Linked DNA regions of Homo sapiens: region 2 is linked to region 1. A link is a loop called in an ENCODE intact Hi-C map of the cell type or tissue named here. Cell type or tissue: psoas muscle. All regions are shown on one strand. Links, peaks and the distances in the headings refer to the core of each region. The heading gives the core; the rest is flanking DNA. Region 1 has its middle 17 kb from the start of KCTD15. Region 2 holds the start of LOC105372371 (a long non-coding RNA gene).

What was found. Hi-C counts contacts between places; a loop is a spot of excess contacts. Peaks named below come from ENCODE experiments on the same cell type or tissue, not always from the same donor. Only the 100,000 strongest peaks of a DNase experiment are listed, where the experiment ranks them.
Region 2: a loop joins it to region 1, with 2.2 times the contacts of the local background. A loop is called at or near these places in 93 of 110 quality-filtered maps.

Annotation. Positions count from the first base shown.
Region 1 is chr19:33,773,562-33,785,257 of GRCh38, reverse strand. No RefSeq gene overlaps it. Among named protein-coding and RNA genes, the nearest start is that of KCTD15, 17 kb to the left of the region's middle. RefSeq lists a silencer at 6,872-7,031. In psoas muscle, for the core only: a CTCF peak has its summit at 7,049 (motif pointing left); DNase peaks (open chromatin) are centred at 7,077 and 7,565; H3K4me3 peaks cover 350 bases; H3K27me3 peaks cover 4,323 bases.
Region 2 is chr19:33,999,748-34,011,443 of GRCh38, reverse strand. LOC105372371 (a long non-coding RNA gene) reads left to right here and starts at 6,023. Exons shown (of 3, transcript XR_935921.3): 1 at 6,023-6,105; 2 at 7,737-7,849; 3 at 11,046-11,206. RefSeq lists an enhancer at 7,435-7,936. In psoas muscle, for the core only: no CTCF peak of the experiment used is centred there; no DNase peak of the experiment used is centred there; H3K27me3 peaks cover 886 bases.

The DNA of each region.
Region 1 (11,696 bases), core at 2,236-10,235:
GGGCTGCATTCCCTCTAGAGGCTCCAGGGAGGAATGATTTCCTTGTCTTTCTCAGCTTCAAGGGGCCTGTTGCTCCCTTGGCTCATGGCTCCCACTGTCTTCAAAGCCAGCAAAGGCTGGTTGAATCCGTTTCACACTGCATCACTCCCACAGTGACTCTCCTGCCTTCCTCTTGCAGCTAGGAGAACCCTTGTGATTACATTAGCCGCCCCTCACCCCCAGGTAATCCAGGATAATTTCCCCACGTCAAGATCCTTCACTTAATCACATCCTGTCTAGATGGTCCTCTTTGCCATGTAAGGTTACATAACCACGGGTCCTGGGAGTCAGGATGCAGATCGCTTTGGGGGAAAAGGGTGATGATTCTGCCTACCACACCCAGGTAGACCCATGTCCACCTTTTGTTCATTTAAGGTACCTACTTTCATCTGGAGAATGGCACCTCATCTTTGCAAAAAGCTGTGATTTCAACAGGCCCTTCCATTGCTTATCAGATTAGCAGATTCGGAGGGATACGGTAGATGATATGACCAGCCCACCCTTGCACCTCCTTTCTGTAAAGTGAGTCCCTTTATCTGATGCAATGGCACGTGGGATGCTGCGCTGTGCATCAGACACTCTGTAAGCCCTTGGGCTTGTGGTCTGGCTCGGGCCCTGTGGGCAGGAAAGGCAAACCCATCCTCAGACTTTGTGTTTATTCCTGACAAAATGAATCACTGCTCCTTCCAGGATGAAAGGGATCCAGTGTGGTGGGCTTGCCACCAAGTGATAGGTTGGTGTCCTCATGGAATGATGCTGCATTTGGGACTTAGTGTGGGTCTCTGTTACTGGAGAATTGGAGATTTGGCAGCAGCAATAGCAGCAGCTAGATCAACCATGGTGAGTGGGAGCCCCTGTTGCTGGACCCATGCATAACCTCCATCCCTGTCACCACGTCCTCCTTGTGTGTGCTTTTTGTACCAGCCGTGAAGAAGCCAATGACAGAAGCTGGCTGATGTTGCATACCCAAGTAGTTCTGCCCACTTGGTTGCTTGGTGCCTCTTCCAATGAGTGCTAATGTGAGAGACATCGTCACACTTTGTGCCAAGTCCCATCCACATGACTTCCCCTTGTCTCCTAACTTCTAATCTTTCTCCTTCTAGGCTCCTGACTATCTGGCCAAGCCATCGGCCACTGCCCATGAGTCCATGTATATTCTGAACTCAGGCCATTTCCCTTTTCACCAAAGTGGATGACCGGTGTCTAAAGCTCTACCCACTGGGAGTATTTCACTTTACCACCATCTTTCCAGGCCACTCCTGGGTGGAGCTGTGGTGCACACACCATCCACTGCTGCAGTGCAGACACCATCAGCTTTTATTTTGAATTTTTATTTAAAAAAAAAAAAAGATATGGGGGTCTTGCTGTGTTGCCCAGGCCTGTCTAACTCCTAGCCTCAAGCAATCCTCCTGCCTTGGCCTCCTGAAGTGCTGGGATTACAGATGTGACCACTGTACCCTGGTCACCATCCACTTTTTTTTTTTTTTTTTTTTTTTTTGAGATGGAGTCTCACTCTGTTGCCCAAGCTGGAGTGCAGTGGCACGATCTTGGCTCACTGCAACCTCCACCTCCCGGGTTCAAGTGATTCTTGTACCTCAGCCTGTGGAGTAGCTGGGATTACAGGTATGTGCCACCATGCCTGGCCACCATCCACTTTTTACCTGCTTCTACACAAGCCAACACATCTGTGAAAAAAGCTCTAGCCTTTTCCTCTTTCATTAGCTGATCATGCCCCTCACCATATGGCCTCAGAGGTAAACTGAGGAAGAGGTCTCAGTGCAGCAGTGGGGATCCCAAGGTGCCCAGGCTCCCTGCTCACACAGCTCGCTTGTGTCCTCCCACCCTGCTTGCACTTGATCCTGGGTGTGCCACTTCTATCTTATTATTACTAGTTAGAGACAAGGTCTTACTCTGTCACCCAGGCTAGAGCGCAGTGGTGCAATCACAGCTCATTGCAGCCTCCAACTCCTGGGCTCAAGCAATTCTCCTGCCTCAGCCTCCTGAGTAGCTGGGACTGCAGGTGTGCATCACCAAACCTGGATGATTTTTTACTTTTTGTTTGTAGAAACGTGGTCTCTCTATGTTGCTCAGGCTGGTCTCAAACTCTTGGCCTTAAGCGATCCTCTTGCCTCTGCCTCCCAAAGTGCTGGGATTACAGGTGTGACCACTGCATCTGGCCAACTTCTATCTTTTGATAGGAGGTGCTGAGTCCACTTGGCCTTTTGACTTGGTGGTTCTGACAGGACCCAGTTCATGATGGGCAGCTATGGCTGCAGTTTCATTGAGATCCCACGGTGATATGGTTTGGCTGTGTCTCCACCCAAATCTTATCTTGAATTGTAGTTCCCATAAGCCCCACGTGTCATGGGAGGGATCCACTGGGAGGTAATTGAATCGTGGGGGCGGTTACCCCCGTGCTGTTCTTGTAATAGTGAGTGAGTTCCACAAGATCTGATGGTTTTATAAGACGCTTTTCCTCCTTTGCTCGGCACTTCTCTCTCCTGCTGCCATGTGAAGAAAGACGTGTTTGCTTCCCTTTCTGCCATGATCGTAAGTTTCCTGAAGCATCCCCAGCCATGTGGAACTGTGAGTCGATTAAACCTCTTTCCTTTATAAATCTGGGTGGCAGAGGACCTTGTGGGAGACTCCTCCCACTTCTCTGTGGTCCCAGATCCTCGATGCTCAGCTCTGTTCTGAGCTGGGGGCATAAGGGTGCCATCACCCAGGTCTAGCACAAGGCCTGACACGTGTGACCGCTCTAAGTGTTGGATGGAGATGTGCTGATAGCCTCTTCTATGCGCCGAATGTCCCCTGACAATATTGTGTCCTATGTTGAAATCCTCAACCCCAAAGTGATGGTGTGAGGAGGTGGGGCCTTTTGGTGGTGATTAGGTCCTAAGGGTGGAGCCCTCGTGAATGGGATTAGCACCCTGATAAACGAGGCCCTGGGGAGCTCCTCACCCCTTCTGCCATGAGTTCACAGCAGGAAGAGGGCCCCCTATGAACCAGGAAACCGGCCCTCCCCAGACACTGCATCTGCTGGCGCCTTGATCTCAGCCTCCAGAACTGTGAGAAATTGTTTGTTGTCTGAGTCACCCAGTCTATGGGATTTTTGATGTAGCAGCCCAGACAGACTAAGATGGATGAAGACAGCCCCTCAGCCTCATTCTGGATCCTTCTGGGCATGGAACTTGACCGTAGTACACCCCTCCTTCAATGGTTCCGCTGTTTCCAACACAAAATCCAATCTCCTTATCCCTTATCCAAAATCCAAGGATCTCCCTGACCTGGCGTCTCCCAGTTCCCCCATTCCGTGATCCGCAGATGTCTATGTGGGGCTCACACAGTGTTTGTTCACACTCCCCTGGGCTCAAGCCCACTCCTCCTTCTGGTCCCGATTCATGTCCTGAGAGCCAGCGCTAGGAGGTCGCATGCTCCATCAGTCTTCGGGCACTCAGCGGGGGTCCAGGCCAGGGCCCCCCACCCTCAGCCGTGTTCCTTGGTCACTCTCCAGAGCCTTGGGTCACTCTCCACTGACTGTTAGGCCAGCAATCCTGCCTGCAGATCTACAGAGAGCCGAACCTTGAAAAATGATGACGAGCCCTTCTCCTCGTGTCATTAATCCTCTCATGACCGAGGCATTTCCCCCAGGGTGGGCACAGGCCCAGGGTGACTGATGGCACCTGCCCAGCCTCTTGAGGACTTTGGCCAGTGGGAGGTGTTGACAGCATTTCCCAAGTGAAATGCCACATGGAGATTAATGACCCCCGAGCTGCGGGCTTTGGGTGGGCAAGGCTGGAGCATAGCGGGGCCCCCCAGCCTGCCAGGTCTGTGGAACGCTTCCTGCACCCCAGTCCTCTCAGCCCCTTCCAGGAACAGTGCTGTGGGTTCGCTACCTTTGCCCGGGTTCTCAGGATCTCTCAGAAATGGTTGCCTCAGCTTCACGCCTGAAACCTCAAACACAAATAATTTTCAATTTGCCTTGGAGTTTCAATCCCACAATCCGATGTTAAATAATAGATTAGCTGCCTCAGGGAGAGAAACAGGATTTAAGAAGAAGAAATAACTAAAAGGAAAAGTAAAATTCAGCACATCGGTTTGGAGAGCAAGAATGCAGCCTTCCCTCCCGGCCCAGATTTGCCGACCCCATCTCATCCTCCCAGACGTGGCTCGCTTCCGGGTCTTAGGGGACTGTCATCCACACAGCATGGTCTCCCCAGAGGCAGGCTGGAGGCGTCAGCAGTCCTGGGCTCATCTCCAGCTGGTGCGGCCAGATTGGCAGACTCCGTCTCCCACGCCCCTGCTCTCAGGCCCTGCACGCGGAGGAGGGGGCTGACCTGTAGCCCCAAAACCACCACCCACCAAGGCAGAGAGAGACAGATGGGTGTGGGTGGTCACAGGCAAACTCAGGTAGTCACAGGCAGGTGGATACAGGCTGGAACAGGTGACAGCAGGCAGGTAAGCAGGCAGGTAGCAAGTGTGAACTGATGGAGCCAGAGGCACAGGTACAGGACCACCGTGTCACCAGACCCCAGAGGAGGCTGAAGAGGGTCCCTCTGTGGGGCGTGACTTGTTCACAAGCCCTGGAACCGAGGTCATCTCCATCCAGGAGATTATCATGGTGGGCAGAGGTGAAAGTCATCATCGTGATCCTGGCCACTGCCACCCCTGGCCACAGTTTGCCTGTCACCACAGGAAACCACACCATCTCCAAGGTCACAGGTCCCCAACTCCCGCCTCACTTCCTCCGCAGACCCCAGCGCCTTCTCTCTGCCTATCAGCCCTTCCTGTCTTGATGCCCTTCCTCATCCAGCCTTGTCCTGATTGGGTGACTATTCTCTGTGTCCTTCACTCCTCTGTCACACAGGTCTAGGAGGAGCCCCGCTGTGACCTTGCTTATGCTGCAGCAGGAAGGCATGCTGGTGCCCTGCACATCCATCATAAACTGCAAATGGGTGCAAAGCAATGCCTGAGACACTCCCTCTCTTTCTCCAGAGAGCTTGTCTTTCCCTTGCCCTAGTGACCATTCAATTCCTTCTCTGCTGTCGCAAAACCTCCTACCCCATTGGAACACCAGAGAGCCAGTAAGAACTGTGCACTCATGGGCACACAGAGCCAGGGCCAAACCATCAGGCTCTGAATTCTGGAAGATCCCCATTATAGCTGTGTGGCCTTGGGCAGATTACTTAACCTCTCTGTGTCTCAATGTCTTCATCTGCAAAAAATGGGGAGGATGATAACGGTCTTCCAGGGTTGTAGTGAGGATTAGATAAGCTCTTATATGTGAAACGCTAGCCAGGCGAGGTGGCTTAAGCCTGTAATCCCAGCACTCTGGGAGGCCGAGGCGAGTGAATCACTTGAGGTCGGGAGTTTGAGACCAGCCTGTCCAACATGGTGAAACTCCGTCTCTATTAAAAATACAAAAATTAGCCCGGTGTGGTGGCAGGCCCCTGTGATCCCAGCTACTCGGGGGGCTGAGGCAGGAAAATTTCTTGAACCTAGGAGGCGGAGTTTGCAGTCAGCCGGGATCGCGAGGGGCAGGGTACAAAAAATATGAAATACTTAGAGCAGTACCTGGTAAACCGGTAAATTCCATAGTTACTTATTACTTTAGGTGCCAAGGCAGGAGATGCTAGTGTGATAATGGCTTGGGTTAAATGACAGCCCTGGAGAGGGAGAATGGACATGGATTCAGTATGCCCTTGGGAGGCAGGGCGAAAGGGACGATCCAGGGCTTGTAGGGAAGGCTGAGCCGGGAAGCCGGGAGAGGAGGGGCTTGAGGTGTGAAAGGTGTGCGGCTCAGGTGAGACGTTCAAGTGGAGACACCCGCTGGACGTGCCGACAGCTGGGGGTGAGGCGGCTGGCCATGGGGGTCTACCGATCAGGGCTGCAGGGGCAAATCCGGGAGTCTAGCACAGGGGTGATGGGGAGCTCGCCCAGGGAGTGTGTAGGCAGAAGAGTGCCTGGGATTGCCAGCGTGCGGCAGTGGAAGGTGCCTTGTCAGCGGACTCTGCGGGTGGCAAGATTGGAAGGCAGGCCAGGGTGGGGTCCAGAGTGGAAAAGGAGGTGAAGCCATGGGGGCTGAGGGGTGGGTTCTGCCAGGAAGGAGAGGAGAGAAATGGGCAGGCGCTGCAGGGGCCATCTGGCTACGGCTTCCCCGTTTTTAAAGGTGGGGCATTGACAGCTTGTTTTCTGCTGATGGGAAAGCCTGCTGTGTGTGCAGAGAGGGCGCAGGTGCGCGCGGGAGGTGCTTAAGGAGTAGGCTAAGGGACTGGGATCTGGTGTGTGTGTGTGTGTGTGTGTGTGTGTGTGTGTGTGTGTCGGGGGTGACCTCTGGCCAGTGCAGGAGGGGAAGTGGAGGACAGGGCTCAGCGTGGGAAGTGCATGCACTTGGCTGAGACAGTGAGGGACCTTCCGGTTCTTCCCATTTATTTCAATGCAGCAAGAAGCCCCGTCCTGAGCCGTGCATGTTTCTGTGTGTTTACGTGTGTGTCTGTGTGTCCGCGTGCATCTGGGTCTGTGTGCATGCGTGTGTCTGCATATCTGTCTGGGTGTGTGTTTGTGAGGATGGGTGTCTGTGTGTCTGTGTGTGTGGTTGTGTGTGTCTGTGCGTCTGTGCCTGTGTGTGTGCATGCATTTGTGTTTGCGCGTGTGCGTTCGTGTTGTGGTTGAGGTTGGAGAAGGCCTGACATCACCCTGATGGAGCGTGCAGGACAAGCCCCCGGGGAGGTTGTGGATGTCACTGCTTTAGGGGCGCTGCGGGTGTTTGGGGGCTTAGTGTTAGCACAGGCGGGTCCCCTGGAGCTGGTGGGTTTGAGAGTAACCTCTGGAGGCCGCCCGCAGACAGTGGAGGGGCGGGAGCCCCGTGACCCCATGGTTGGGAGGGCGAGGTGACAGAGGAGCCGACTGCGCGGTGGGGAGGCTGGGGACGCGGGGCGCCCGGGAGCTGGAGCCGCGCGGCCAGAGCGCTGCTGCCACCTGGCGGCCCCGCCGGGGATCCCCAAGCCGCTGCTCGGGAGCGGGGACTTAGCCCCACCTGGCGGCGGAGAACGGCTCTGCGCCTGTGGGTACGAACGCGAGGGAGCCCCTGCCGGCCGCTTGGGCGCAATCCCAGCTCCAACTCCTGCGCTGCACAGCTCTGGCCACGCCTTTCTGTGCCTCAGTCTTCTCACCTATACAGTAGAGCGAGGCATGAGTGGACAGCACCGCTGGGAGAGGGGCACTGGGCAACGCACACGAGGCCACAGCGCAGCACCCAGCACGAGTGACCCCCGACACCTGCACCCCCGACACACTCAGGGTCCCAGTCCCTTGGTCTCCTCTTTAAACACCTCGCGCACGCACCTGCACTTCTCCACGCTCAGCACTCACTGTCCACTTGACTCAGGCTGGCATACCCAGGTGGCGCGGAAGGGTCGCCCAGGCCCGTGACAGGAAGTTGCTCTCTCTGCCCTCTGCCCCTGCCCCCTGCCCCCTTCCCTAGCTTCCAGAGCTCTTGGCACCTCCAGCTGCTCCCCTGCTCCTCCTTTCCTGAGGCCGGCCCAGGGTGAAGGAGAGGCAGGAGGATAGTCCCCTAGTAGCCCCGGCCTGGCCCAGACCCCGGGTCCCCCTCTGCTGCCATCTCCCAACAGAGCCTCTTGTGCAAAGCGTGCCCTGGGCAGTGAGAAGGGCCAACAAGCAGCCAGGCCAGGGCAGTGTGAAGAACCCAGCTCAGGGCTCCCACACCCCCTCCCCGGCCCGGGCAGGGCAGTGGGGCTAACATACAGTCCTCTCCCCACACCCTGCTCCCCGGGGCGCCTGCCTATTCCTCATTCAGGAGTCATGGTACCCATCAGCTGGGAGTCCCCGGAGGTAGGGGCAGTGTTACTTGAGCCCAGACTACCCCACCCCCAACTTTCACCTTTGCCCATTTCTGGATCCCGTGGTTCAACACAGCCTCTTGTGCCCAGCTCTGGGTCCCCTGGGCTTGTAGAGCAGTGGAGGAGTGAGGGACGCCAGCAGGATGTTCGCTGGGTTCACCACGAGTGCTCCCTGAAGAGGAAGGGGCCAAGAAGAGATAGGGGCAGTGAGGTGAGGCCGCCTCCAGGCCTCAGAACCATGGGCTCCACAGGCTCCTGTCCCCCACCAAGGGGCTCAGCCCTGAGGATGAAATTGGCAAACCCTGCCTGAGAGTAGGGGGAGATGATGGGGGACCCCCTGTCCACTGCCTGCCTGACTTTGTCCTGGGCCCCTTGGACAGGCCCTGTATGGGCCACCAAACCCTGTCGAGACAGCAGGGAGGAGGGGGAGCTGGGGGGAGCCAGAACTGCCCGAGTTTCCCACCTGACCATCTGTGTGGACCTTGAATCCTATCTCCCCAGGATACTCAAGGCCTTTGGGGCTCCCAAGCCCCAGGAGGGACCCTAGGCTTTGGGACGTCTGTTCTCGTCACCACTCAGAGAGTGGGGCTCCCATCCAGGAGGTCTCAGCCACTCAAGGGCAGAGGCCTGGCAGGGACTTCCCTGGGGCCGCCCGGAGGGGCCCACAGGGGGACCAAGCTGGGGAGGGCCCTGGGGCTTGGGCTGTTCTTCTCCCAACTCAATGGGCCTCCTTTGCCCCTGGGAGCTGCCAGTGGCCCTTTCTAGGGTCTCTGATCAGTTGGCCCCTTCCAGGTGACATCCACAAAATGGCCAGCGAATGGGCAGGGAGAGACGAGGAGCAGGTGCACGAGATGGTCCTGGAGACGGGCAGGACTCAGACTGCACACAGCCCACACCCGGCATGGACGCGGGCTCACACACAATGCACACCCCTCACTCCAGGAACACACACACACAGACACACACGCTCCCACTGACCCCATAGCACAGGCTAGAAACACACACACACACACACGCTCACACCCACCCCACAGCACAGGCCAGATACCTCCCTCCCCCCACACACACCCACATACTCATTACCCATTTAGCCCACAGCACAGGCCAGACACCCACACAGACACACACCCACGCAGACACACAGACCCACATTACCTGTATGCTCACTCCCATCCACATGATACAGGCCAAACATACACTCACACTGTACAGGCCAGACACACACAGAAACACACATACAGACATACACTTACACCCACCCACCCCACAGCACAGGCCAGACATACACACAGAGACACACACAGACACAAACACACACATGCTCACACCCACCCCACAGCACAGGCCAGAGACACACACACACGTTCACACCCACCCACCCTACAGCACAGGGCAGAAACACACACACACACACAGACATAGACACAGACACACACACACACGCTCATACCCACCCACCCCACATCACAGGCCAGACACACACACCCACATGCTCACACCCGTTTATCCCACAGCACAGGCCAGACATCCACACAAACACACCCACCCACATGATCCATATGCTCACACCCACCCACAGTACAGGCCAAACACACACACTCACAAACACACATGTGGAGAGTATAGGCCAGACACACACATAGACATATACGCGCTCACATCCACCCACCCCACAGCACAGGCCAGACACCCACACAGACACCCAGACACACACACAGACACATGCACACGTGCACACACACATACTTCCCTACCACTGCACTGAGTCGGCTCTTCCTGAGCCCTGTGAGGTTTGGGGCTGGGGTTGGGGGTTGGAGCTGGGTTGGTCTCCAGGCTGGGCCTCTGGCCTTCAGTTGGAGGTCACTCTCAGGGCTGTCAAGTGGTGATCATGGTCACTGCCTGCACCTGTCTTCTGTCATCACCACCTGCAACAAAAGCCCCCCACTGATGGATGCGTTGTGTGTCCACGTCTGTCCAGCTTGAGCCGGCGTTTCTCTGAGAGATGATACAAGTGCATGTGCCTTCTCCCCCGACACACACATGCAGACGCACACACACGCTCACCCAGGGGAGGGGCTGTGTCATCCTCACTGTCTCCAAGCTGCTCCCAGATGCTGTGTCAGCGGAGAGTTCAGGTGTTCCCTGCTGAGCAGATGCCATAGGGGCACTGCCTCTGGCTTCACCAAATGCACCCATGACCAGGGACACTTTCCTGCACATGAACGTGGTCTCACGTTTGAGCACCGGGACCCAGGGCACCTCTTTTTAGGTTGTCCTCAGCCAGGCACTTCCCTGTCTCCTCTCACATGGACCCTGGTCCTGGCCAAGGTGCAGGGCAGCTACTCTGGCTTTCTGGGCCCCTCAGCATCTGCTGTCTCAGCTTCCACGGGTCCCAAGAGTTCCCCAGGCCCTGACCACAGCCTCTTCCCTGCCCCTCTGGGTCACTTCTGTTGGATGGTCCAAGCCGCTTCCAGCTGGAACCCGAGGGAGGTCTCCCTGCTTCTCAGATCTCCTGGATGGATGTTACCCCAAAGGGGCAGGAGGAAGGCTCAGTGCCTTGTTCCCCTTTGCAATGTTCCAGGGTCCAAGATGGAGGCAGAAAAGGAGATGGAGCAGCTCAGGCTGGTGTGAGCCTGGGGAGATTCCAGAAGCACCTCCAACTAGTAATACAGGAGCGCCTCCAACTGAGGATCCAGCAGCTCCTCCACCTGGGGATCAGCAATTCCTCCACTTGGGGATCCAGCATTTCCTCCATCTGGGGATCCAGCAGTTCCTCTACCTGGAGATCCAGCAGTTCCTCTATCTGGGGATCCAGCAGTTCCTCCACCTGGGGATCCGGCAGTTTCTCCACCTGGGAATCAGCAGGGCCTCCACCTGGGGGTCCACCCAGGGATCCAGTGGCACCTCCACGTGGAGAATCAGCAGCATCTCCCCTAGCAAATAGGGACAGACAGAGGGCAGCCTCCTGGGAGGGCCCACAGAGCAACCCACAGAATGACCCAGGAGGGCATGCAGAGGCTCCTGCAGACAGGCTGACAGAGGGCAGAGACTCCAGAGTCAGGCAGCCCTTCCCATCACAAACAAAACCCAAATGCAGCCACACTCATGCCCACACTCAACACTCCAACAAACACCTCCTCCCAGACCTTCCCAGAACCACATTGACTGCTGACACTTCTGGAGCCCTCTCTGGTGTGAACATGTATGCTTTTGGAGAAGTTTCCTCTATGGCTTCTCCTCTCCTCCTCCAGAGCATGTGCATCCTGACAGCCCTGAGGTGGTTTTGTCAGGTGAGTGGGGCCAGGGATCAGGGTGAGTGGGGCCAGGGATCAGGGTGAGTGTCTGCAGATGACAGCCTCAGGCCAGAGTCCTGCTTGGCTCAGAGGTGCAGAAAGCCAGGGACAGCCTTGCTTCCTGCTGGGAGTACCACACCCACCGAGATGCATGCCCCGTGCCCCCTGGCTCCGGCCTCAGCCCTGATTGGCAGCTTGCCTGGAGAGCTGGCTACTGCTCTGGCAGTCCCCAGAGGCCCCTGCAAGGTGCACTGATAAGAAGACACCCCAGGAGGCCCCCATAGGAACAGGCCTATCTTTTCCTTTCAGGATTAATGTGCCAGGACTGAGACGGAAGCACCCCAGTTGACTGGGACCTAGCCTCAGACGCCTGCAGGTCCTGGCTGAGAGCCGCTGGGTCCTCTGTGCTCTTCTCCCAGGAAGCTGCTCCTGAACTGGACTTCTCTGCAGTGGGGCCTGCAGCACCTGGCTCAAGCTGCCCCGGGAAGGCAGAAAGAGCCCCAGA
Region 2 (11,696 bases), core at 2,509-10,508, 230 kb before region 1:
AATATCTTCAGGTACCTAAAAGAAGCAAATGCAGATCTTCTCTGGAGGAATGCACTCCCAAGCCAGGCCTCATGAAATCCCCACAGAAAAGTCCTGATGAACATAAGCTGATATTGAAAAATCAAGAAAAACACAAGCAAACATGCCATTGCAAATGAAAATTAGCAGAAACAACAAAGAGTAGAAATTAGTTCCCTAAAGACTTCAGATACTATAAATTTTAAGACATAGAATATAAAATAAATGTGCTTTCATGTTGAAAGAAATAAAAAAAGAAAACAGAATTGTAAACTAAGAAAAAAAATCAGGTAGTTTTGAAAAATATTCAAATAGAACTTCTAAAAATGAAAAAAAAAACACATTGAAATAAGAACCTTATGGTTAAACAGCGGATTAGACATAGCTGAAGAGAGAACTAGCAAACAGGAAAGCAGAGCTCAGCTATCCAGAATCCAGTATAGAGAAACAAGGAGATAGGAAATATGAAGCACAGGCTAAAAGACATAAAGGATAGGGTAAGAATGCCTAATATACATTTCATTGGAATTCTAGAAAAAGAGAATAAATAGAATGAAAAAGAAGCAGTATCCAAAAGAAAAATGGCAGAGCTATATACTAGAATTTTCTAGAACTCATGAAAAAAAATGAAACTTCACATTCAGGAATCATAATGAATCCCAAGTAGGATAGAGAACAGGACAAAACAAAATAAAACTCCACTTGAGATCCTTCATGATGAAATAACAGATAATTCAATATGAAGAGATCTGTAAAACCTTAAAAATATCCAGGGAGTAAAGGCAGATTGCATAAAAACAACAGAATTTAGACGGACAGCTGACTTCTCAATAGCAATAATGGAAGCCAATGGTGCTATTAAGAAGTCCAATACCATTTGGCTTTTTCTGTCTATGTGACCTGTTTTTCTTAGAATTTTCTTTTAATCCTTGGAGTTCTGAAATTTTATAGAGATGAACCTTGGAGTAAGTATTGTTTCATTAATTGTGCTGGTTTCTCAGGGAGACATTTTGGCTTGGCAACTCATCATTGTCTTTAGTTTTGGAATTTGTTCTTGCATTGTTTTTTTGATAGTTTCCAACCCTAGTTGATCTAATTCTTTTAAAATTTCTCTCCTATTTTCTTTCTTTTAATTTCTTTCCTCCCTTCCTTCATTTTTCTGTAAGTATATCAAACTTCTTTGATTTGAACTTCCAGATTTTGGGACAGATTGAATTTTTTATTTTAATCATTATATTTTAAATTTCCAATAGTTCGGTTTTTGCTTCATGTATTTTGAAGCTCTATTGTTAGTTCCATACATATTTTGGATCGCTATATTTTCTTGGTAAATTGATCCTTTAATCATTAAGTAATGTCTTTCTGGGCAGGTGTTGCAGTGAGCCAAGATTGGACCACTGCACTCCAGCCTAGGTGACACAGAGAAATTGTTTCAAAAAAAAAAAAAAAAAAGTAATGCCTTTCTGTTTTTTGGACCAACTTTTTGGCCTAATATCTACTTTGTCTAATTTTGATATAGTTACTTGAGCTTTCTTTTGTAGTATTACCATGGTATATTGTTTTCCATCCTTTTACTTTTACCTATGCTATTATATTTAAAGTAAGTTTCTTGTAAACAGCATATAGTTAGACCACTCTTATCTATTCTGCGATATCTGTCTTTTAATTGGTGTATCTAAACTGTTTACATTTAATCAATTATAAATATATGTTAACTGGCCCACCATTTAATTTTTTTTCGGTTCATTCCCTCTGTTTTTATTTCCTCTGTTTACCTATTCCTGCTTTCTTTTGGGCTTTTGAAACATTTGTAAATTTTTTATTTGAACATTTTATTAAATTATAGTTTCACATGAAGATGTAACAAATAATTCAAAGACATCTCTTGTACAGTTTTCTCAGTTTTCCTCAGTGATAACAGTTTGGAAAACTATAATATAACATCACAGCCAGGAATTCAACATTGGTACAATCCACTAATCTTATTCAGATTTTCCCAGTTTTACTTGTGTTTATTTGTGTGCATTCAGTTCTATACAATTTAATCACCTGTATATGTTTGTGTTCCCATCACCCTCTCAAGATTCTGAACAGTTCCAATACTACAAAGAACCTGAGAAGCTCTTGTGTTTTCTTTTTAAAACCATACCAACCTTCTTCTGGCTTCCCCATTCTGAACTGCTGGCAACCATTAATCTTTCATTCCTTTCCTAAAATTTTCTCATTTCAAAAATGTTGGCCAGGTATGGTAGCTTACACCTGTAATCTCAGCATTTTAGGAGGCCAAGGCAAGAGCATCCCTTGAGGCCAGGAGTTCAAGACCAGCCTGGGCAACATAGAGAGACCATGTCTCTACTAGGCATGATGGTGTGCACCTCTAGTCTCAACTACTTGGGAGGCTGAGGCTGGAGGATCACTTGAGCCCAGGAGTACAAGGTTGCAGTGAGCTATGATCATGCCACTGCACTTTAGCCTGGGTGACAGAGTGAAACCCTGTCTCTAAAATAAGTAAAGAAATAAATAAATGAAAAACGAAACAAACAAAAATGTTATATAAGTGAAATAATATATTTTGTAATCTTTTGGGATAGGCTTTTTGCACTCAGCATAATTTCTCAAGATTCATTTAAGTTGTGTGTATCAGTAGTTTGTTTCTTTTTATTGCTGGGTAATATTTTATGGTATATATGGACCACAGATTGCTTACCCCTTGAACTGGTTTAAACGTGTCCCCCAAAGTTCACATGTTGGAAACTCGATCTCCAATGTGGTGTTGTTGGGAGGTGAGGCCTAATGAAAGATGTTTCAGTCATGGGGACACCACCCTCATGAATGCATTAATGCTTTTATCGAGGGAGTGGGTTTCTCATAAAAGTACAAGTTTTGCTCCCTCTTCCTCTCTTTCTCTCTCTCTCTTTGCCCTTCGGCCATGAGATGATGCAGCAAAAAGGCCTTCACCAGATCGCCAGATGCTGGCCCCTTGATCTTGGACTTCTCAGTCTCCAGAATTGTGAGAAACATTTCTGTTTGTTATAAATTACCTGATCTCAAGTCTTCCGTAATAGTAGTACAAAATGGACTAAGATATCCATTCACCTATTTAAGAACATCTAGGCTGATTCCAGTTTTTGGCTATTAAAAATAAAATTGCTACAAATATTGGTGTAATATCTAAAGGTTTTAAATATTCCATTTTAATGTATCTATTTTGTTTTTGATATCTATTTCTTAGTATGGTTTCATTGCTCCAGGGATAACAATAAACATGCTTAACTTTTCTGTCTATTTAGAATCAATATTTTACTATGCCAGAAGCAATGTAGAAGAAAACTAACCACCACATAGGTCCTACTATTACTTTCCTTGCCCCCGCCCTTTACGTTATAGTTATTTTTAAATATCAAACCTCTACCTACCTAGTTGGATTCAGGCTGCATGTTCTAACCAGATGTAAAGGTTGTAGGTCAATGTGAATTGGATTTTCAAAGTCTTTGCAGTGCTATCAGATCTGTCCCAGATGTGCTCCACCAATGGTCAGTCTGGGATCTGGGCTATGCTTTATTCTGTTGTTCAGTTCACGACGTCTATGGTGAGTGGTTTGGGATTAGATCCATGCATGTGCAGCTCGGAAGCTTGCCCAGGAGTTCATAAATGACTTTATGGGGTGGTCTTCTCCAACTCGTATTTCTTCACCATCTCTCAGGTACTTTTATGTTCTCTGGGTGCTCCATTTTCAGTTCTCAGGTCAGAAAGCGGAGGCTTTATTTATCATGCTCTGCCATGCACTTCCCATGGCCAAGAGTTGGGAGAGGAGAGAGAAAGAGAGACAGAGGGGAAGACAGAAGGAGAGAAGGAAGGAAGAGCAAGTAGACACAAGATTTGTCCCTTCCTGTTGGGGGACATCCCCTGATTAGAGAGGAAATTTCCTCTCCCTCAGAATTTTAGGCACCTGTGGGTAGCTCTGGGCTGAGGTGTGAGGGAATGAATGACAAAAATTTGATGATGGGGTGTGGGTAATATTTCTACTTAACTCGGAGTGTTGGCAGATGCCTTTCCTGCTCCTCAAGCCAGAATGAGCGGGTGTGTCCTGAAGCTCTCTGTCTGCTCCATGTCCATTCCAGGCTCCAGCTGTGTCTCATCCAGGCTGGGGGATACTGGAGGGGAAAAAAAAAAGGTTTGGTGATACTTCAAATTATGTTATTTTTCTTTAATTTATCATGTTCCCTTTGGAATCCTCAAAGAACTAATCCATGCATGCTGTGTATGTTTTATAGCTCCGTTCAGTGGGAGAGATAGGCTAGAGTGTTCTTTCTCCATCTCAGCAGTAGAACTGGAACTCCTTCATCCACTTTTTTTTCTTTCTCTCTCTCTCTCTTTTTTTTTTTTTTTTAAAGATAGGATCTTCCTCTGTCACCCAGGCTAGAGTACAGTGGTGTGATCATAGTTCATTGCAGTCTCCAACTCCTGGGCTCAAGCCTGGGAGGCTCACCCTAATTGTAGTTCAGCCTAATTGTAGATTTTCCTTCTGCATCTACTTCTACCATGTTTCCATCCTCCAGCCTCAGCCTCCTGAGTAGCTGGGACTACAGGCACATGCCACCCCACCCAACTAATTTCTAAAGAGATGGGGTCTTGTTAGTTGCCCAGGCTGGTCTTAAACGCTGGGACTCAAGAGGTCCTTGGCCTCGAAAGCACTGGGATTACAGGCATGAACCACCACATCCGGCCCACACTTGACACATCTATCTACATGTGTATGTATTTCTTTTCAGTTCTCTTCATCTTCATGAAATTACACGTTTGTTTAGAGTTCCTTACAATTTTAGCATGGTTTTAAGAGGGAGAGAGAGAGGGGAGGTGACCACATGGTCACTCCTCCAGTTTTCCTTCACGAAGTCTAATAAAATTGTGTCTTAAGATAATTTTGACTATTTTTCTTGGTTATTATGATGGTTGAGTTTTTAGTATCACTTCAAGCTTTAAGGCTTTTTGTTTGTTTTTTTTAATAAACAAGGGTATCTATTTTTAAAAGTGGAAGAAGTTTAGAGGAATAATTTGAAATCTGGTATTTTGTTTTTCCAGCCTGATTAGAAATAGAGCATTTTTCCAATTTTAGAATGAATGAATATTTACATAATATGTAAGTGATAGAAATGTAAGATAATATATAATGAATATATGTAATATATTATACATATATATATCTTTAGACATATATAGAGAGAATCTGAATATCTTCTTTACCAGTTTACATAAACCCCAAGTATTCATGCTTTAATAATAATAAACTGGTAAAAAAGACATCCAGATTGTTTTCCTCCCTTTATGTTAACCAAATCAAAAGTATTTTAATTTGTTTCTACTATGATAGTGGAAACGCTTTACCTCTGTATATTGTTCTATATTGCCTCAATGTTACTTCTTTAATTATATGATAATTGTAGGTTTTCCTTCTTATGTATCAATATCTACCATGTTTCCCTTTAATAATAATAATAATTATTATTATTATTATTTTGAGACAGAGTCTTGCTCTGTCACACAGACTGAAGTGTAGTGGCACGGTCTCGGCTCACTACAACCTCTGCCTCCCGGGTTCAAGCGATTTTGGTGCCTCAACCTCCTGAGTAGCTGGGACTGCAGGCGCCTGCCACCACATCTGGATAATTTTTGTATTTTTAGTAGAGACAGGGTTTTACCATATTGGCCAGGCTGGTCTCAAACTCCTGACCTGAAGTAATGTGCCTGCCTCAGCCTCCCAAAATGCTGGGAATACAGACGTGAGCTGCTACACCCAGTCTTTAATTATAATTATTTTTATTTCACTTGCTTTGAGGTTTTCGCTGCCTCTCATGATTAGTTATCTAATATCATTTTGCAAAGCATCTAGAAGGATGGAATCTTTGCTGTATTAAAATATCTCGTGTAGTTTTTTGACTTGCCATCAGCTGAAAATAGTTGGGTTTTAAATATTTTCATCTTTCCTTGTTCCTTTTGTTTTAAGATTGTCATAAGCATAGACCTTTAGCTTGATGCCTTCATGAGATAAAGGGGAAACTGGAGCTTGGAACTTGATTTCATCCACAGGTACACTGCTTTAAACGTTCACTTTTTATTAACAAAGCTAATGTGAAAGCAAAGTGTTTTCTGTTGCCAATTTAACTTCTTTAATTAAAAATAAAAGTTATAAGGTAGTAGTGCCATGGGTGAAGTTCTAATATCATCAGAATGGGGAAAATGTGTTTGAAATTAAAACTGTTGGCATGGTGGTGACTCTACAGTATAGTATCAGAAGTTTTGACACTTTATTTAATGGAAAATGGATACCAGCGCCTTAAACTCATCTAGTATTGCCTTTTAAAAAATTATAAAACTATAAGAGGCATGACTATGAGAAAAGCACTGATGAAAGCTGAGGGCGCCCTGGGAAGATGGGAGTTTGAAAGATTAAAGCATGAGTCCTGAGTTTTAAACTCTAAAAGAATGTTTGTTCTTGTTCTTAAACGAGGTCAGGCAAAGTAGCATTCCTCTTACTTTCACCAACTGCACACAGGTGGCAAGTGTCTGAAACTAACAATCACGCTAGAATGTGCTGAGCCCTATTATAACAAAATTCCAGAGAGAACCCCTGACTCTCTTTGTGCCAGTGGGATGGCTTTAGGAGTTAATTCTTTTTCTGCCTAAAAAGCAAAGTACTCAGGAAAAGTGGGTTTTTTTGGAGAGTCTTAAGAATCCCCCCGATTTCCAATTATATCAGAAATGATCTTTTCAAATGTAGTTCCCCATTCATGAAGATCTCTACCTATACTTACTGGAATTAGTGTATCTGTCATACTTGTGCAGTCTCGATAGTAGAATTTCTAACATTTTGCACAATTATGTTCTTTTCCCCCAGAAGAAGTCAAATGCCATACCAGACATATCATTTTACAAAATATTAATAGATTTTTTTCCAATATCAATATTATACACAGAGGTATTTCAGGCATACAAAAACATGACATCTACAAAGACTTTAACATAAAAATGTCCTTGGCTCGGGACTCACGGTAAAAGTGTAATAGCAAAACTAAATTAATTTCACGGTAATTTATCATCCCTAAAATTTAAAGTGGGAGGAGGTGAAGGGTCTTTCCATCGTGTGCCTTCTCCATGTCTTCCAACAAAATGAAAGGCTAAGATTTAGTAAAAGTAAACTAAAATGTGGCCTATCTGTGTAAACTTGGCATTCATTTGCTTTTTTCCCCCTAAGCCCACAGGTCGGTCCTTCTTGACATATTTGGCCAAGCTTACAGACGTTGAGCTCCAACAGCACTGACACTTTCAGAAGATTGGGTTTTTAGATTAAGCAACTGTGGCTGACAGTGAGGACCTTTCCAAAGCACCAGCCACCAGCTGGCATGGCTGCCCAGGGCAAGCGGGACCTTCCATAACCCGCTGGCCTGCAGTGCCCAGAAAGCTGGAGGCGCCCCATTCCCTCCCAAATCAGTCCCCTTTGCTCAGTCTGCCATGTGACAAGGAAGGGGCTGTGGGGCCCCATCTGTCCCAGCCATCACAGAACAGAGTAGGACTGCAGAGAAACAGGAAACAGATTGCAACCCTTGCATGGGTTTCTGACTTCGTATCAGCCCGTCCAAGATTCCCCTCATATTGCATTATATTATTTCATAGACTGACGTGCCAGGAAATTTTTCCTCTTTCTTTACCCCACCTTCCAGGAACGGCTGGAAAATCATCTTCAATCATTTCACCTGGAAGTCTCCCAAGAGGACATGAGTATCCTGTTAAGACATCCTTTTATGTTTTCAGTAGCTTTGCAGTTTTGTCTTTGGTATGTTTTTGCAGTATTGTGCTTTTCCTTCATTTTTTCCCCTGTGATTCATTAGTCTTTCTCCTGTTGTAGAGGGTTATAATTATATCCAAATTAATAGTCAAGAAAGCATTCACATTTAGGATAGCAGTTTTTCTACAGGAAATTAGGTTAGCTGCTTTCTTTCCCAGCAAAACCTCATTTTGTTGGGTTTTTAATTTTTTTCCCCGATTTCTGAAATAGCTTTATTGTTTTCATCTGTTTATATATTGAAATACATACTGTTTGGAACATCTTATGAAAATTCTGAAACATGGAAAGAGGTTAAGAAAGACTACCCATAACTTCACTTCACGGAGACAATTTCTTTTCTCATTTGAGCTAAATCATTCCGGTCCTCTTTAGGTAGCCAGAAATACAACTATCTATATGTGTGTAGATAGTTACACTCTCTTTTTAGAATACTCGGAGCTATACCCTCTTCTTAGAATAAATACTCAGAACTCCCTCAACCAATACCATCCTAACTTAGCCCAACTTTAACTTAAGGACCACAAACCACAAGTGGGCCTGTAGCACGGCTCAGCAACACAAATCCATCTCTCCAGTTGGCTCACTCTGCCACTCTCCAAAACTGGTGTTTCATGCCTTCTCCTTCAATCATCAACACCCTTTCCCTTCCTCATGTTTCAGTAGATGACCTTGTCTGTTTCACTGAGAAACAAGAAGCAGTAAAATGAGAACTGTCTCATCATCCAGCCATGAAATCAAAAACACCAGCCTCCCCGCCTCTGTTCCCACCCTGGCTCTCCTGGGGCTGTAAGCAGCCCCTACTCACACACTGCGCCCCATCTCTCCTCCCGCTCAGTGGCTCATCTCTTCATTCTCCCACTCATTGCTTTTTCTCTCAACTCCTTGCTTCCCAGCAGCATAAAAGCATGTTATACTCTCTCTCTTATTAAAAGCACTTCTTGGCAGGGGCAGTGGTTCACACCTATAATCCCAGCACTTTGAGAGGACGAGGTGGGCGGATCACTTAAGATCAGGAGTTTGAGATCAGCCTGGCCAACATGGAGAAACCTTGTCTCTATTAAAAATACAAACATTAGTGGGGAGTGGTGGTGCATGCCTGTAATTCCAGCTACTCGGGAGGCCAAGGCAGGAGAATTGCTTGAACCTGGGAGGTAGAGGTGGCAGTGAGCTGAGATCATGCCACTGCACTCCAGCCTGGATGACAGGGTGAGACTCCATCTCAAAAAAAAAAAAGCACTTCTTGTATCATGTCTGCCCCGTCTATAACCACGTTTCCCTGCTCCCCTTTATGGCAAAATTTCTCAAGAGTTAGATAGACTTACCATTTCTACTCTGTATTGACTCTGTTTTCTCATTTTCTAGATTCTTCATGCTCAAGCATTTGCGGGCCTTGATCCTGGAGAGACTGCCCCTTCCAGCACTAGAGATAATTCCTAGAGATAGCCAAGGACTCCCCTGCAAGCATGCCTTTAACATACAAACCAACCAATCCAGAGCCCAACCCACAACCATCTCCTTTATCAAATTCTCACACACCAAGCCAATATTCCCCATGTACTAAGTCACCCCAGGGCCAGGTACAGGACAACCAGAGATCTTTCCTATAGCCCAGAAACAGCTGGAATTATTCAGACCATCCAATCCTAGGCATACTCAGTGTCTCTACCTTGACTCGCTCAGGACTGGAGACAGACACTGGTCCCGGGGATGGGAGCCACCCCCAGTCCAGTAGTAGGAAGCTTATTCTTCTGTACACAGTGAAGCTGTCTCCTCTTCCATCACAACTCCCTGCTGGGGTCAGTGTCCTCTTCCAGGTCCCTCTGATGATGGTGTCTGCCATTGTTCTCTCTTTAAGCAGAGTGTTTCAGCTTTAGTATGGTCATTCTTCATTTGTTCTGTTTACAATATATTGCTAATCAATATAGATTAGAAACAGGCAAAATTTTTCTTTTGGAATTTCAAGTCAAAATTTATTTATTTATTTTGAGATGGAGTCTTGCTCTGTCACCCAGGCTGGAGTGCAGTGGTGTGATCTCTGCCTCCCGGATTCAAGTGATTCTTCTGCCTCAGCCTCCTGAGTAGCTGGGACTATAGGCATGCACCATCATGCCTGGCTAATTTTTATATTTTTAGTAGAGATGGGGGTTTCACCATGTTGCCCAGGCTGGTCTCGAACTCCAGACCTCAAGTGATCCAGCTGCCTTGGCCTCCCAAAGTGCTGGGATTATAGGCTGAGCCACCACACCCAGCATTCACATAGTTCTTTAGGCCTTTCCTATATCAGCACATGCTAAACAGCATGGAAGGAGGATGTCCGGCCTTGTGTTGCTGGCTTATATCTGAGACAGATGTTGTGCAAATAACTGTTAGCAATTCAGGTTTGATTTCATTGTCGAAGTGATTTGGGGTCTAAAAGTTTGGCACCATGGGATATGTGAGAAGTGTGTGTTAGGCACATTTCTTTTTTCTTTTTTCTTTTTTTTTTTTTGGAGACGGAGTCTCGCTCTGTCGCCCAGGCTGGAGTGTAGTGGTACGATCATGGCTCACTGCAACCTCCGCCTCCCGGGTTCAAGCCATTCTCCTGCCTCAGCCCCCCGAGTAGCTCAGATTACAGGCATGTGCCACCATGCCTGGCTAATTTTTTTTGTATTTTTAGTAGAGATGGGGTTTCACCATGTTGGCCAGGCTGGTCTCGAACTCCTGGGCTCAAGTGATCCGCCCACCTCGGCCTCCCAAAGTGCTGGGACTACAGGAGTGAGTACCACATTTCTATCTCTGCTTTGTGGTGGCTGCTCCATCAGATTAGTTAGGCTTCTTGGAAATAAAAGATTTGGGTGCATGGAATTATATAGAGAGGCTAATGAGGGTAGAAGGACAATGTACAGCATTTTAAAGACTTAAAAAGGAAGAGAAACTGTATTTTAAACTTGAGTTAGCAATATTATAAGCAAATTGGTTTTTTTTTTTAAAGAAACCTACAGTAGATTTTATTTAAAACTGAATATTTAACGGTTTATTGGGTAAGCCCAAAGGCTTGAAATTACACGTCTATGAATTTAGGCCTTGCGTTTTTGACACCTTGGATCCTATTCTCCTTCCTTTGCTATTTTTTAACTTACTGCAACAGATGAGGGGCTCTTAAACCATCTGTTAACCTTTCTTTCTCCTTTTCTTAACCGTGTAGAGTTGCTCAAGGCAAGAAGACCCGGTGCCAGCAAGACTGAAACAAAAAAGCAAAAGAGGTGAGCATGGAAGAGATCATTGGGTTTGACATTTCAACGCTTGGGCCTATTAATTTTTTATGCCCTGCTACTTGTATATCGTTAATAAAAATCTGACGAAAAACTTTTTAGGATGTATTTGTTGCTTTGGCTTTGATCTTAATGTTTGCAAACTAATACATTAATACATGTGAAGCCTTAAGGAGTTTTTCTAAGAGAATATTTCCATACATTATATTTTCATTTCCATTTTAGGTAGCTGAGCCTCTGTGGGGTTGCAGATGGTAGTGGCATTCGATTTTGGTGGGAAATGTATCTCTTTGCCTGCCGTTAAATGTTACTTCTCAGACAAAACGAAACCTTGTCATCAGTCTTTTACCTAAATTCACTTCTGCAAGAGCCCCACACCTCTAAGGTGGTGTTGTCATTTCAAATTCTTCATTCTAAAAAGATACGTGAAACTCCATTCAGTTATTTGCGATAGTAAAACCAGTCCCAGATCATCTAATAGCAGGGATTGCTGTCTAATTATTAAAATTTCACTTGGATTAGGCTACAGAGATCAGCTCAACTGAACATCATTATTTTTTTTTTTACCCCTTTTTAGGTGTCTG